Regions from separate parts of the Homo sapiens genome. Here region 2 is linked to region 1. Evidence: chromatin contacts called from ENCODE Hi-C or POLR2A ChIA-PET data. All regions are on one chromosome and are shown on one strand. The core of a region is the stretch at or near the end of the contact, and the rest is flanking DNA. Distances in the headings are between cores, read along the strand shown. Region 1 has its middle 17 kb from the start of GPR55. Region 2 holds the start of C2orf72 (chromosome 2 open reading frame 72).

Region 1 (6,863 bases), core at 2,836-5,335:
CTCCTTACTGGGGTGGGCATGGCACAGCTCTGCCCGCAGTCAACCCTGTCTGAGATGCTGGTGCCTGGGGGAGCTGGGAGATGTCACAGGCCATAGAAAGAAGGGAGGGTCTTCAAGGGTGGGGCAGTTTGGAGCCAGGCAATGACAAGCCTTAGATGCTTCCCAGGGAAGTTTCCAAACCAGAAGGGGTGACAGTGGTCTGGGGGTGTTCTTCTCGGAAGTGGCCCATTTTGTTGCCCTGAGAAGTTGGCATCTCCTGGGCTGCCCAGCTCCCTGGGCTGCAAGAGCTGGAATCTCATACCACTGGCTCCCTAGACATGCATGGGGGAGTCTTCTAGAGCACCTGAGCAGGAGGCCAGAGGATTCACAACCCCTAAGGAAAGGTGTCTGTGGGTCTCTGGCAATAACAGGGCCGTGTCCATGTAACACTGGAGAAGGGGGAGAGCCTGGCGTGCAGGCCAGTGCTTGCTCTAAAGGGAACAAGGAGCCCGGGTAGAACCAGGTGAGGAGATAGTGTGGAAGTTGAACGGCCAGCCGGCATCCCCAGGCACGATGGGTGGAGGAAGTCCTTGTTTCGGGAGGAAGCCAGTGCCACCATCCCTCCCCACCCAGGGGCAAGCAGGCTGCAGCGGGGAGAGACAGTCACAGGCTGAAGAGACATCATACCCCTGGGAGACAGGGGTGTGTTGGCGGGGGCGGGGACAGCTAATCCTCCCACCCCAGGCATCTCCTTGGCCTGCCACTGCCACCCCCAGTAGGCCCAAAGTGTCCTGCCAGGCACCAGAAAGAGCCAGTCCTCCCATCCCTGAGCTACGTGGCCCCCCTGGAGTCCTGCGATGCTGGGACCTGAAGGGTGGATGCAAATGGCTTGGGGCAGCTACAGCCTCCCAGGGGCAGGCGGGAGGCCCTTCAGCCTGCACCTGGACCAGAGCCCAGCAGCCAGATGGAGAAAGCGAGGAAGGGGGCTAACCGCTCATGGGGTCTCAGTGGGGGCGGCGCTTACACAGCCACCTCCCTCCTGGCACCCACCCTTGGCATTAAAATTCAGAGCTCAAGGCTGGGGTTTCCTGACAGGCTGCGTTCTCTTCATAATCATCTGCAGATTCAAGGCCATCAGTGGGAGGGGTCCAGGCTCCCCAGGCCCAAAACTGCTGTGAATTCTGAAGCAGCCCCCTGAAGATAGTGGAAGGTGTCTCCAGAGCATGAACTCGTCCTGCAGGAAGGCGCTTATCAAGACTGAGAAGTCTGCAGGGGCCGAAGACAGCGTCATTCTGGACCCTGACACACACCAGGCTGTGCTTAGGGAGGAGCCAGTCCACACTGTGCCTCCTTAGAGTGGGCAGCACCCTGTGCCCTGTTTGTGAGCTCTCAGGGGTCACTGGGCCAGGATTCACAGCACCTGCCTCCCTGGGGGCCCATGCTGCTGCTGGGTGGCCGCCTCGCCCCAGCTGGGCAGGTCGAAGAGTATGAAAGTGCTGCCTGCGTTTCTGGCCAGTCCAGGCTTTCCTTGCCTGCCCTGGGTGGGAAACGGGAGTATCCCTGGCTGCACCGGGGCCTGCAGGGAGGAATTAAGAAGGGGTTGGAGACCAGGCATGGTGGCTCATGCCTGTAATCCCAACAATTTGGGAGGCCAAGGCGGGTGGATTGCCTGAGCTCAGGAGTTCTAGACCAGCCTGGGCAATACGGTGAAACCCCATCTCTATTAAAATACAAAAAATTAGCCGGACGTGGCGGTGTGCACTTGTAGTCCCAGCTACTCAGGAGTCTGAGGCAGGAGAATTGCTTGAACCCAGGAGGCGGAGGTTGCAGTGAGCCAAGATGGCACCACTGCACTCCAGCCCGGGCGACAGAGCAAGACTCCATCTCCAGAAAAAAAAAAGAAAAGAAGGGGTTGGAGGGCCTGATGCCTGGGTGCCTCCAGGCTCAGAGAGAACCCTCTAGATGCTCTGTCCAGCACCCCACAGGAGCCCACGGCCACTCCCAGGGAGGCTGCAGGAGTGCGGTCCTGACCTGGCTGGCTGCTGGTGGCCAGCGCAGCTGCCCTCTGAGTGCCCAGAGTCCACAGTGAGCAGGGCCCTTTGCTGGAAGAAAGACAAGCACCAGAAGTCCCCCAGACTGAGCATAGCATTTGAACCTGAACCCAGGGTGGTATCCTGGGGGGCCTGCCCCCGCTCCCAGACCCAGGACGCTCAACCTGGGCTCTCCCATGGCCACATGTGTTTCTGCCTCCTCTGCCATGGTGAGCTGTGTGCCCACCACTTCCCACACTCGGTCTCCTGGCCTTCCCTCCCTGGGACCACCACCTACCACCTCGTGACTTTCCTATTTGCGATGCCGTCACCAAGCAGAGCTGGACTGTGGCTGGAGGAAGCTCAGGGACAAATGAGGTCCCAGTCTCATCTCTGGCTCTGGGTCACATCCGCAGTGACTCCCTGTCCTTCAGGTCTCAGGTTGAACGTCACTCCCCCAGGGAGGCCTTCCCTGATCTCCAGCTCAACTCGGGGTCCCCTTTATCAGCTCATGTCATGCCTTCATCTTCCTCCAAAAGTTGTGCTTTTTAAATATCTTAAACATTAAAATATTTCAAGTATTTGTTTGATATCTATTTGCATCTTACATTGTAAGATCTAAGGGATCCTGTCTGCTCTCTTTAAGAAATATTTGATGAGTTATTGACTGATCATTGAGAGATGGCCCTTTGTTCTCCAGCCCAGGGGTCCTGGACATTCTGGGATCCAGAGTGCAGGGGAGCCTGATGCCCGGGGTAGTGGCCCCCTCTGAGCTACCCTCCCTGTGATGGGGGCTATACTGGGCCTTTTCTTTTCTGAGCAATTTCAGAAAACATTTTGAGATTAAAGTGAATGTGACACAGACCAGAAGGGGCAGGAAGGACACTGTCAGAACCAACAGAACAGCAAGAATACGTTCAGAGGGGCCACCCCCACACTCACACTCCAGGGCTGGGCAGACCCCTGAGAATGCCAGAAGATCACAGAAAGGGGGCCCAGGACAGAGGCAAGGGCCTGCCTCCTTCTTCTGCCTCCTTCTCCTGCCTCAGCCGGGCCTCCTGGCCCTGCCTCCCTCAGGGAGTGTCCCCAGCAGAGCAGCTGAGAGAGAGAATTACTTAGTCCTCAGGGGCAGGAGTCCCAGACCAACCCCACAAGGGACCCAGCCACTGCCCTCCAGCCTCCATTCCCCACTCAGGCCCCCAGGACGTTTTGCAGGAAGGGCCAATGGAGGGCAGGTGGAAGAGGCAGGTGTGGGGGGAGAGCGGCAGGGGGCAGTAGAGCATCTGCCCTGGTGGCTGGAGGCCAGAGAAAGGCCAAAAGGGAGGTCAATGGCACAGGAGGAGTGAAGAGCAGAGAGGGAGGCCAAGCCAAAAGAGCAGAGGGAGGGTGGGCCATGGGGGAAGGGACTTCAGGGGGCTGCAGGGTGGCAGGGTCCAAAGGCCAGGGGCAGCCAGTGGGAGATGGGAGCTTGGCTGTTTGAGAAGGGCCCGATGGGGAGGGTGGGCACCAGACCCAGAAGAAGGAACCCCCCACTCTCCACCCCCACCCCCATCCACAAGAATGGGGTAAGGGGGAAGAGACACGGAAGGGGCAGGAGAAGGGGCAGGCTAGGGAGAGCTGGGTGAAAGCAGACCAATTTTTCCTTCATCATTGCCAATGAACAGAGTGAGAGCACGACCCTGGGGCTCTGAAGTCAGAGTTCCATCCTGCTTCTGTTCCCCTAGGATTTGTCCTTGTGACCTGAAGAGAAGAGAAGAGAAGAGAAGAGGAGAGAAGAGACGAGAAGAGGAGAGAGGAGGGAGAGAGAAAAGAGAGAGAGAGGAGAGAAAGAGAGAGAGAGGAGAGAAAGAGAGAGAGAGGAGAGAGAGAGCGCTCTCTGTAGCACAACTGTGCCCATTGTAGAGAGGTGGAAACTGAGGCCCCAGCAGAGGCCATCCCGGGCAGTGCTTGGACTAGAGCCAGGTCAAGGCCCATCTACATCCGGAGCCATCCCCTGTTAGCAGGACAGCATCCTGGCTGGCTCCCCGCCCCCAGACTGCCCGAGAGCTTGGCTGGCTATTGCCTTCCAGAGCAGCCCCTCCTTCCTGTGCACCTCCTCTCCTCTCCCACTAGCCAGCCCCTCCGTGGAGGGCCAAGAAGCCCAGCCAGCCCTGGGCATGGGTGCTAAGAGATGTCTGGGCTCAGGAATTTCCTGGCAGGAGCAGCAGTGCCCATGTTTGTCTCCGGGCATCCCCAGCTGGGGGGCCAAGCAAGAGAGGCAACAATGCCAGAGTAGGTCACGGAGCAAGAGCCTGGAGAGCTAAGAGCTATCCCCGTCCAGGGTCTGATGGAGTTTGGGTGTTGTCCCCTCTAAATCTCATGTTGAACTGTCATCCCCAGTGCTGGAGGCGGGGCCTGGTGGAGGGGGTTGGATCATGGGGGTGGATTTCCCATGAATGATCTTGCGCCCTCCCCTTGGTGCTGTCCTCTCAGCAGCGAGTTCCTTCTTGCGAGATCTGGCTGTTTGAAAGTGTGCGGCACCTCCCCACCCCTCCTCTGCTCCCACTCTGGCCATGTGAGATGCCGCTTCCTCTTCGCCTTCTGCCAAAATTGCAAGCAAGGTCTCATCAGAAGCAGGGCAGATGCCGGCACCACACTTCATATAAAGTCTACAGAACAGTGAGCCAATTAAACCTCTTTTCTTTATAAATTATCCAGCCTCAGGTATTTCTTTATAGCAACATAAGAATGGCCTAACACAGGGTCTGTCTTAGGAAGGGGCCCTCGGGCTGTCCCTCTTCTCCCTGGCCCTAGCCCAGGAGGAGGACCAGCAAGAGTAGTGAAGTGAGAAGCCTCTCCATGAAGATGCCTTCTGCCATTCATTACACACACAACAGCATCTTGGTCCCAGATGCCGGGTCCCAGAGAGGACCTCAAGGAGACTTCCCAGGAAATTACCCACCACTGGACATTGGACAGGGCAAAGCTGTGGTGTGGAAAGGGGCAAATCCACATCCCTCCAACGTGTGCCCACATGACTGTCCCGGGGGCTTCCATGAGCTTGATGACCCAGAAGCTATGGTCCTGCACACGTGAGTCTGTGACCTGACAGCTGTGCCTGCTTCACCAGTGTAGAGACTTGGATCCCCAGGCAAACCCCAGAAGTGTGGAAGGGAAGGGGAGAAAGCCTGTGGAGGGAGGTGGAGGAGCCGTGGTTTCCAGTAACCATCGCTGGTTAGTTCAGAGGGAAATGTCCACAACAGAGATGACTGTGACACCCGGCACAAGATTTAATTCTCAGAGTGAAAACGAGAATGCCGTGTCTCTGGGAGCCCCCGGAGAATGACTCAACAGTGACGTCCTACAGCATGATTTGCTTTAACTGAAGGTGAAGAGAATCTTTCAGGAGTGGAGAGAATATAACTGAATGCTTTGTCACAAATTTACTTTGATCTCATGTACCCCGTAAATACAGACACCTACTATGTACCAGAAAAATTAAAAATAAAAATAACAAATTCACATTCCGCTTGTTCATCCTGATTCTTCAGGCCTGGCCACGGTATCAAAGACAAGGAAGGCCCATTGCCTGCCCTCATGCTGGTTGTTCAGCCCTCCAAGAATCATTCTTGATGCCCTGCAAATACCAGGCGCTGCGCTAGGCCCTGCAGATGCGACAACGAACGTAGATGCTGTCCCAGCCACCCACACTCGCTGCCGGGGGAAGAACCAGGTAAGGTTCCCGCACATCGCCCTCCATGAAGCAGGAGCAGGAGCCTCACTGCGGGGCTGGGAGCTGCCTTCCTTCCTCCCACCAGCCTCTAGGGGAAGGATTTGTGTCTGCTGGCCCTCCTCGGTAGTAACAAATTCTGGTGGTGGACAAAGCAGATAGAAGACTACAGAAGACAGACAGGCTAAGGTGATCTGCGCAAAAAGATGGCGGCGGGGGAGAGGAAAGGCAATTCCCAGAATGAAGCGGGGACGTGGGTGGCGAGTGTGTGGTTGGGATTTGAGGTGGAAAGAGGCTGAGAGAGGACTGAGTTCCGGGAGGCAGCTGCCTCCTGCATGGAGGCCTTTCCAAGGGCAAGCGCTGGATAGAGGATTCCAATTATTTGCTGTGCATTGAGAATGCACTCCCAATGACCCAGTTTTTCCAACAAATCAATGACATGAAAAGGAAAGGGGAAAAAAAAAGGGGTGACTTGGAAAGAATGCAACCCGCGCCCTTATTTGAGCCCTGATTTGAACAAACCAGCCATAAAAAGACAGTTTTGACACAATGGAGGAATCTGAATATGGATTTCGTGGTGGACGATATTACAGATTCACTTTTTGTTGTTGTTGTTGTTTTTGAGACGGAGTCTCGCTCTGTCGCCCAGGCTGGAGTGCAGTGGCACTATCTCGGCTCACTGCAAGCTCCACCTCCCGGGTTCACGCCATTCTCCTTCCTCAGCCTCCCAAGTAGCTGGGACTACAGGCAGGTACCACCACACCTGGTTCACTTTTTGTATTTTTTGTAGAGACGGGGTTTCACCGTGTTAGCCAGGATGGTCTCGATCTACTGACCTCGTGATCCGTCCGCCTCGCCTCCCAAAGTGCTGGGATTACAGGGCTGAGCCACCACGCCCGGTCTACAGATTGACTTTTAATTGTGTTAGCTAAGATAATGGCATGGTAGTTGCATTAAAAAGTGTCCTTTTTATTCACAATAACCAAGATAGGGAAACAGCCTAAGTGTCCATCAGTGGATGAATGGATTAAAAACATATACACAATGAAATATTATTTAGCCATTAAAAAAGGGAATCTTGTCATTTGTGACAACATAAATGAACCCAGAGGGCATCATGCTCAGTGAAATAAGCCAGACTCAGA
Region 2 (6,863 bases), core at 3,754-6,253, 94 kb after region 1:
TGCTCTTTGCTCCACTTTAACCTCAATGGGCCTGACAGTTGAGGTGCCAGCTTGGGTGCAGTTGGTGCAGCCCTGTCCTGGGGGAGGGAAAGGCCAACCAGGGTCCCATTCAACTCTTAGAGACCATGGTTTCTTCCTGGCCAATTTTGGCTGGTGCCATTCTCCCAGGAGGGGACCTTGGGAGACTTACACTGAAGCTCTAACTTGATCTGGCCCAGTAGATTTGAAAGGAGGCCCAAATTGAGTGGCTTCGAAGTCACCATATGTCCTTGCTGCACAAATGAGCTGCTGTTCTCCTCCTCACCCCTACTGGGGCCTCAGATGCTCACAGATCCCCACGAAGTCACCTTGCAGCTGTGGCCACCAAGGTGACAGGTGTAGACACTCTCCCCACAGTTATGTGCCAGGTGTTGGCTGACGGAGGACTGCCCCCACTGTGATGCCCTCAGCCAGTACAGGTGTGTCCTGGGGGCCTGCCTGCCCCTCCTCCTGGCACCACTGACTAGTCCAGGGCTCAGCAGGAGCATGATAGGCACTGAAGCCTGGTCTCTGCCCGTCAGCATTTCCTGCAGGCTTCTTCAATCCCATTTATTCCTAGTGTTCCATTATTGGAACGCTAAGCATGTGGGAGTTATTTATTTCCTGCTGCTCAAGGTCATTGCCAAGGTCTGATTTTTCACACATGTCTGCAATTCAAAAAATTGCAACCTCCTGCATAAGTGGGTTAACAAACCTTCACCAGACCCCTAAAGTTCAGGCGAAATTGAGATATTTGACCCCCATAAGAACACCAGCTGGCACAGAGATCTGCATTCCTGGTGCCCTCATGGGAACCAGCCTGGGCCTGGCAGAGGAGGAAACGAAGTCCCAGCACACCAGCGAGCAGGCCTGCTCCACCTCAGGGGCACCCAGCACTTGTTAGACCCAGTTTCAAGTTTCCAGCCCCTCTTCCCACCTCAGCCTCTTTCCTCCGTGGGTCCTGGGGGCTCCTCCAATTTCCTTTCCCTCTGAGGTCTTCCTCATGTTAAAGATCTTCCTCCCTCCACCCAGCTCCCCAGGAAGCCAGAAAGTCTCCCCAGGTCCAGCCTTCCTTTTAGCCCCCAAATCAAACATCTTAGGGAAAAAGCGGAAAAGTACAGGGAGAGAAGAGAGGAAGGAAAGGAAAGAAGAGAGAAAGGGGGAGGTGGGGAGAGGGGAAGCGGGGAAAGGAAGAAAGAAGGAGAGGAGAATAGGGTGACAGAGTGTGAGTAAAGAGGGAAAAGGAGCTGGCAAGCAACTAGAGGGAGATTACTCCTTGTTTTCCAAACCAACACTTTCTGGTCACTTTTTTTTTTTTTTTTTTTTTTTTGAGACAAGTCCTTGATCTCTCACCCAGGCTGGAGTGCAGTGGCACAATCACGGCTCACTGCAGCCTCGACCTCTCGGGCTCAAGCCATCCACCCACCCCAACCTCCCAAGGAGTAACTGTGACTAGATACACACTGCCATACCCAACTAGCTGTTTGATTTTTGTTTGTTTGTTTATTTAGGGATGGGGTCTCGCTATGATGCCCAGGCTGGTCTAAAACTCCTGGGCTCAAGAAATCCTTCCACCTCAGTTTCCCAAAGTACCGGGATTACAGGTGTGAGCCACCACACCAGTCTCTTATCACTTGATTCCCACCAAATTCTGTTTAAATGAACATGAAGAGGTAAAGTATTTCAAAAATCCCAGTTTACTTTATATCTTCATTGAACACCAGAGAAAGAAGAAGTCCATTAATTTTATGATGTTTTTCTAAGGTGCGGTGGGAGAGGAGGAAGAAATATTCTTGGCATCTTGCCTTTTTTTAAAAAAAAAAAAAAGATCTTTGCAGTTTCCTGTTAATTTAATACCAGAACCTTTGCTGTGTAAATAACACAGATAAAGATAAACTTTACTGGCCCTGGACTCCAACCTTCGTTTAACATTCCACCCCCCTCTGATCCATCCCGCATCCCGCCTATGGAAATTTGTAATTAGTTGTGGAGATTTAGAGGCTGAGAATATATAGTTCAGGAGGCAGAGCATGTTGGTTTTAGACAAGCCTTGTAAGAATGTGCTAAAAATCCCAGTATACCTGACAGTGCTTCTCTAGAACTTGTCTTTCTCTCTTCCTCAGAGGTGACCTGGATGGGGTTAATTCCCTTTCTGGTCAACTTGTAGGTTTCACCCTGGCTCTGCCACCCACCCTCCCAGTTTATTATACCCACTTAGGCTGTGCTTTGCTGGCATGGCCTTGCACTGTTATTTAGACAAGTGATTTAATCCCTCTTACTTGCTATTATTGAGCACTCTTAGTTCCTCTTTTTTTTTTTTTTTTTTTAAGATAGTCTCACTCTGTCACCCAGGCTGGAGTACACTGGTATAATCTTGGCTCACCGCAACCTCCGTCTCCTGGGTTCAAGCGAGTCTCCTGCCTCAGCCTCCCAAGTAGCTGGGATTACAGGCACACACCACCATGCCCAGCTAATTTTTGTATTTTTATTGGAGACGGGGTTTCACCATTTTGGCCAGGCTGGTCTTGAACTCCTGACTTCAGATGATCTGCCAGCCTCAGTCTACAAAGTGCTGGGGTAACAGGAGTGAGCCACCATGCCCAGCCAGATTTAGTTCCCTTTTTGATAGGGCACTTCCTCCAATAGTGTTTTCAAAGAGGGGCTATATGTGATACGCCTTCTGATTCTTTATATACCTGATAATTTAGCTAGAAATCCAAATCTAGGGTCAAAGTTATTTTTCTTTGATACTTTAAAACAATTTTTCCATTTTTTCTTAAACCCAATGTTGTTGCTAAGAAATCTGAAGTCAACCAGATTTTTGTTCCTTCCTCAGTCCTTCTACTACCCAGCTTCTGGGAATACAGGTGTGATGGCCCAAGCTTTAGCAGCCAATTTGGATTATGAAGATGTCAGAGGGCAATAGTGACTTGGTATGAAATCTGAGTCTTCAAACACCTAGTAAAGCAGAACTATTATACTATTTCAGCCATAAACTGTCCATCCCCAAACGTCTACAAAAGAGAAAAAGAAATTTTCATTGTTATTAGTGTTGTCTGTGTTATTAAGAAATGAATCTTAATTCATATATCCATTAAACCTGCTTTGTTTTATACTTTCCAGAAGCCTAACTGTTTTTTATTTTTTATTTTATTTTATTCATTTATTTATTTTTTGAGACAGAGTTTCGCTCTTGATGCCCAGGCTGGAGTGCAATGGCACGATCTCAGCTCACCAAAACCTCCACCTCCTGGGTTCAAGCCATTCTCCTGCCTTAGCCTCCCAAGTAGCTGGGACTACAGGCATGCACCACCATGCCTGGCTAATTTTGTATTTTTAGTAGAGACTGGGTTTCTCCATGTTGGTCAGGCTGGCCTCCAATCCCCGACCTCAGGTGATCCACCTGCCTTGGCCTCCCAAAGTGCTGGGATTACAGACACAAGCCACAGCGCCCGGCCCCAGAAGTCTAATTATTTTTCCCAGTGAATTCATGTTTCCCTAGATATCAGCTACTTTGGTTGGCGATAGGTACACCTGGAAGAGACTAAAACCTAGGCTCTTCCTATATATCCCACCTGGGAGCTTAAGGAATGGGGGTGTGATGGGACTTGCCTCTGGCATCAAATGTGAATGTAGCCACTCCCCATGTGCCACCCTCACACACACCAGACACCCCACTCAGGGAGCTTCTGGGCACTCTCCCCTGGCCAATCCTCTTTCATGAGGCAGGTCTCGTGGTTGGAATTCCTGACCCATGAAGTGGGAAGAAGAGGCTGCCGGGTCTGGTTTTTCTGTGCTGCTAGCCCCAGCCTGATATGCCATCCCTGGCTAGCACAGCTGTTTTCTGCCTCCCAGCAGTGCTGGGGAGATGGGGTTGAGAAATGGTCTACTCAGGCCAATGCAAGCAAAGAAAAGAGCACAAGTGTATAGCGTTCACTCAGCCTATCCCCCTTCTATGGCACTGAGGGGAGGAGGCGACAGGCCTTCCCTGGTTTTACATTGGTTTCTCAGAGTCCTTACCAACTCCCCTCTTGCTTCTGCGGCGTCTTTAGGGTACTATTCAGAGAAAGGTGCCAGCCCTTTAAGTACATTATCATCTTGTCACTTTCTGCTTTAATTTTACATTTCATTACAAATTACGTGAAATGTAATACTCAGTTCTTCAGTTGCACTCGCCAGATTTCAGGTACTCAATAATAGTCACATATGGTGCAGACAATAAAAAAGTTTTCCATCATCACAGAATGTTCTATTGGACAAGGCTGACCTAGATCCTTAGAAGGAAGGGAAATGCATTCCTGCTTCTGACCTGGCTGGCCCCTTGCTCCCCACGCAGATCAGAGCACCATCCGTGTCCTGCATCTGGCCCCCTAGACTTTCTGCTTTACGGAAACAGTCTGGGTTTCAACCCCAGCGCCTGGGGTGGTACAATAAGTATTTGTGGAAATAATGGACCCTCGGTCAGTTTTTGCTAAATGTTGAAGCCCAAAAGGAAAGCTGGGTGGCAGAAATAACCCCTGCGTGTTCTCTTTTATCTCACCTTCCTACCCACTTCTGCGCCCTCCGCCCCCTACCCCCCTACCTCCCACCCCACCTCGGCAAGACCCCAAACTGTGCAGGACTCTGCTCCAGGTCTCCAAACGATCTTATCTAGTGAGGGGATAATTGTCTGTCTTCCCAACCTCGGCTGCCCAGCGCCTGCACATAGTAGGTGCGCAGTAAGTATGTGTGGGATGGACGAACAAATGAATGAATGAATGACTCTCTGTTTCCCCGCGTCTGCGCAGGGACTTCGGGAGGAGCCACCCTTGGAGGGCTGAGGAGAAAGCCCTCTTCCTCCCACCCGGGCCCGCGATGCGGGCTGCGCCCAGGGGCGCGTGCACACAGAGGCCCCGCCCGGGGGCCCGGGGGTCCGGCTGGGCTCGGCCCTCGGGGGCGTGTCCTCTGTGCCGGGGCGCCACCGCCCCGAGAGGCGGGCAGCGGGTGCGCCCGGGCCGCGGCGGCCGCAGAGGGCGGGCGGCGGCCAGCATGGAGCGCGAGCTGGAGGCGCTGGCGGCCCGGCTTGCGCGCCCTGCCGAGCCGCCCTTCCAGGCGTTGGTGGAAGCGGCGGGGGGCCGCGGGCAGGTGCTGCTGGTGGGCGAGCTGTGGGAGCGCGAACAGAGCCGCGCGCTGCTGCGGGACTTCGCACGGGCGGTGTTCCCGCCGGAGCCAGGCGCGGCCAAGCCGGGCGGCGCGGCGGCAGAGGGCGCGGGGCCCGGGGCGGCGCGCGGGGCGCAGAGGGCGGCGAGGGCGGCTGGGGCGGCGGGGGCGGCGGCGGCGGCGGCGCGCGCCATCCGCTCGCCGCTGGTCTTCGTGCTGTGCCGCGCGTCGTCGCTGGCCGCCCGGGAGCCGCGGCGCCGCCTGCGGGAGATGCTGCGGGACGTGCGCGGCCGGCGGCGGGCCGGGGCGGCGCTGGTCGGGGTGCTGGTGGCCGAGGCCGGGCCAGAGGACGCGGTGGCGCCGGGGCTGCGGCTGCTGGAGGCGCTGTTGCGCGCCGTGTTCGGCCGCCAGGCGGGGGGGCCCGTGCAGGCGGCCGCCTACTGCCCCGGCCTCCCGGCCTCCTGCCTGGCCGTCCAGGCGGCCGCCTGCAGGGCCCTGCAAGCCGCCGGAGCCGGGCAACCAGGTGAGACTGCGCGGGGCCCGGCTGGGCGCGGGCGGGCGGTGGCTCGGGCACGTCCCCCAAGTTGGACCCCTTTGGCCATTCCCTTATTGAGCACCGAGGTAAACTGAGGCTCAGAGCAGGGAGGTGCCTAGAGCCAGGCCTCGCAGCTAGCGGAGAGCGGGCCGTGCGTAGCGGATCGAGTCTGTCCCGGAAGGGTCCGGAGTGCACGGGAGATGCCTAGGGGGCGTGGGAAAGCTGAGGGGCCGAGTAGAAGGCAGAGGGAGTGGGTAGAGAGAAGGGATGAATCGGGCAAGGCCGAGATCTAGGAGTTACGGGGTGGGTGGGGGTGGGGAGAGAAGAGGAGTGGGGAAGGAAATGGGAAAGCCTTGGGATGGGAAAGTTTCAAGGGGGTGGATGGGTGCTAAGGAGATTGGCGGTGCCAGAAGCTAAATTCTAGGGCGCTGCGCAGCCAGAGATGCGTCGGGAGCTCTAGGAGGGGCGGAGGGGCATCTCCAGCGCGGTGGAGGCTCGTCCTGGAAGCCCTGCCTGGTTTTAGGAAGAGGGCAAGGAATGGGTGCTCGGGACTTGACGTGTGGGGAGGTGAGAGGGACTAAGAGTACATTTTCTATTGATTTCTGGCCACCCACCAAGGCTGTGCACCCAACTGCTGTGTCCCTCAGCCTCCCCCAGGTCTGCTGAGGCCACCTTTTCCCTCCACATTCTCCTGAAAGGTGGAAGGGATTTAAGGGTCTTTTCCCAGCCCCCGTGACTGCTGCCATCAGCAGAAGGGTCAGGATCTCCTTCCTCCTGGAACACAAGGCTTTACAGGAACTCTCCAATGTTCTAGGATGAAAATATGCACATTAAGAGTAGCTGCATCTGGCTATCGCAAGGACAAAAAACCAAACACAGCATGTTCTCACTCGTAGGTGGGAATTGAATAATGAGAACACATGGACACAGGAAGGGGAACATCACACACCAGGGACTGTTGTGGCGTAGGGGGAGGGAGGAGGGATAGCATTAGGAGATATACCTAATGCTAAATGACGAGTTAATGGGTGCAGCACACTAACATGGCATATGTATACATATGTAACAAACCCGCACGTTGTGCACATGTACCCTAAAACTTAAAGTATTAAAAAAAAAAAAAAAAAAGAGTAGCTGCATCTGGCAAACCCGGGAGATCTTTGCACTCTCC

The links. Hi-C counts contacts between places; a loop is a spot of excess contacts on that map. ChIA-PET counts read pairs that join two places held with the same protein, here RNA polymerase II (POLR2A). Pooled maps may share reads with other maps.
Region 2: a pooled map shows a loop between it and region 1 (3-fold over the local background). The contact joins the promoter of C2orf72 here to the enhancer-like site in region 1. A Hi-C loop is called at or near these places in 1 of 168 maps with a recorded cell type or tissue (endothelial cell of hepatic sinusoid) and 1 of 50 pooled maps. POLR2A ChIA-PET finds 5 or more read pairs at or near these places in 1 of 52 experiments (WTC11).

What each region holds. Positions count from the first base shown.
Region 1 is chr2:230,939,251-230,946,113 of GRCh38, forward strand. It overlaps a transcript of GPR55 not described here. Among named protein-coding and RNA genes, the nearest start is that of GPR55, 17 kb to the left of the region's middle. RefSeq lists enhancers at 209-749, 750-1,289, 3,139-3,188, 4,119-4,328, 4,639-4,858. Within about 2 kb of position 4,086, at least 2 of the 41 ENCODE cell types and tissues checked have a DNase peak (open chromatin) inside an H3K27ac peak, as active enhancers do.
Region 2 is chr2:231,032,520-231,039,382 of GRCh38, forward strand. It overlaps C2orf72 (chromosome 2 open reading frame 72), which reads left to right and starts at 5,004. Exons shown (of 3, transcript NM_001144994.2): 1 at 5,004-5,680. The coding sequence starts at 5,047.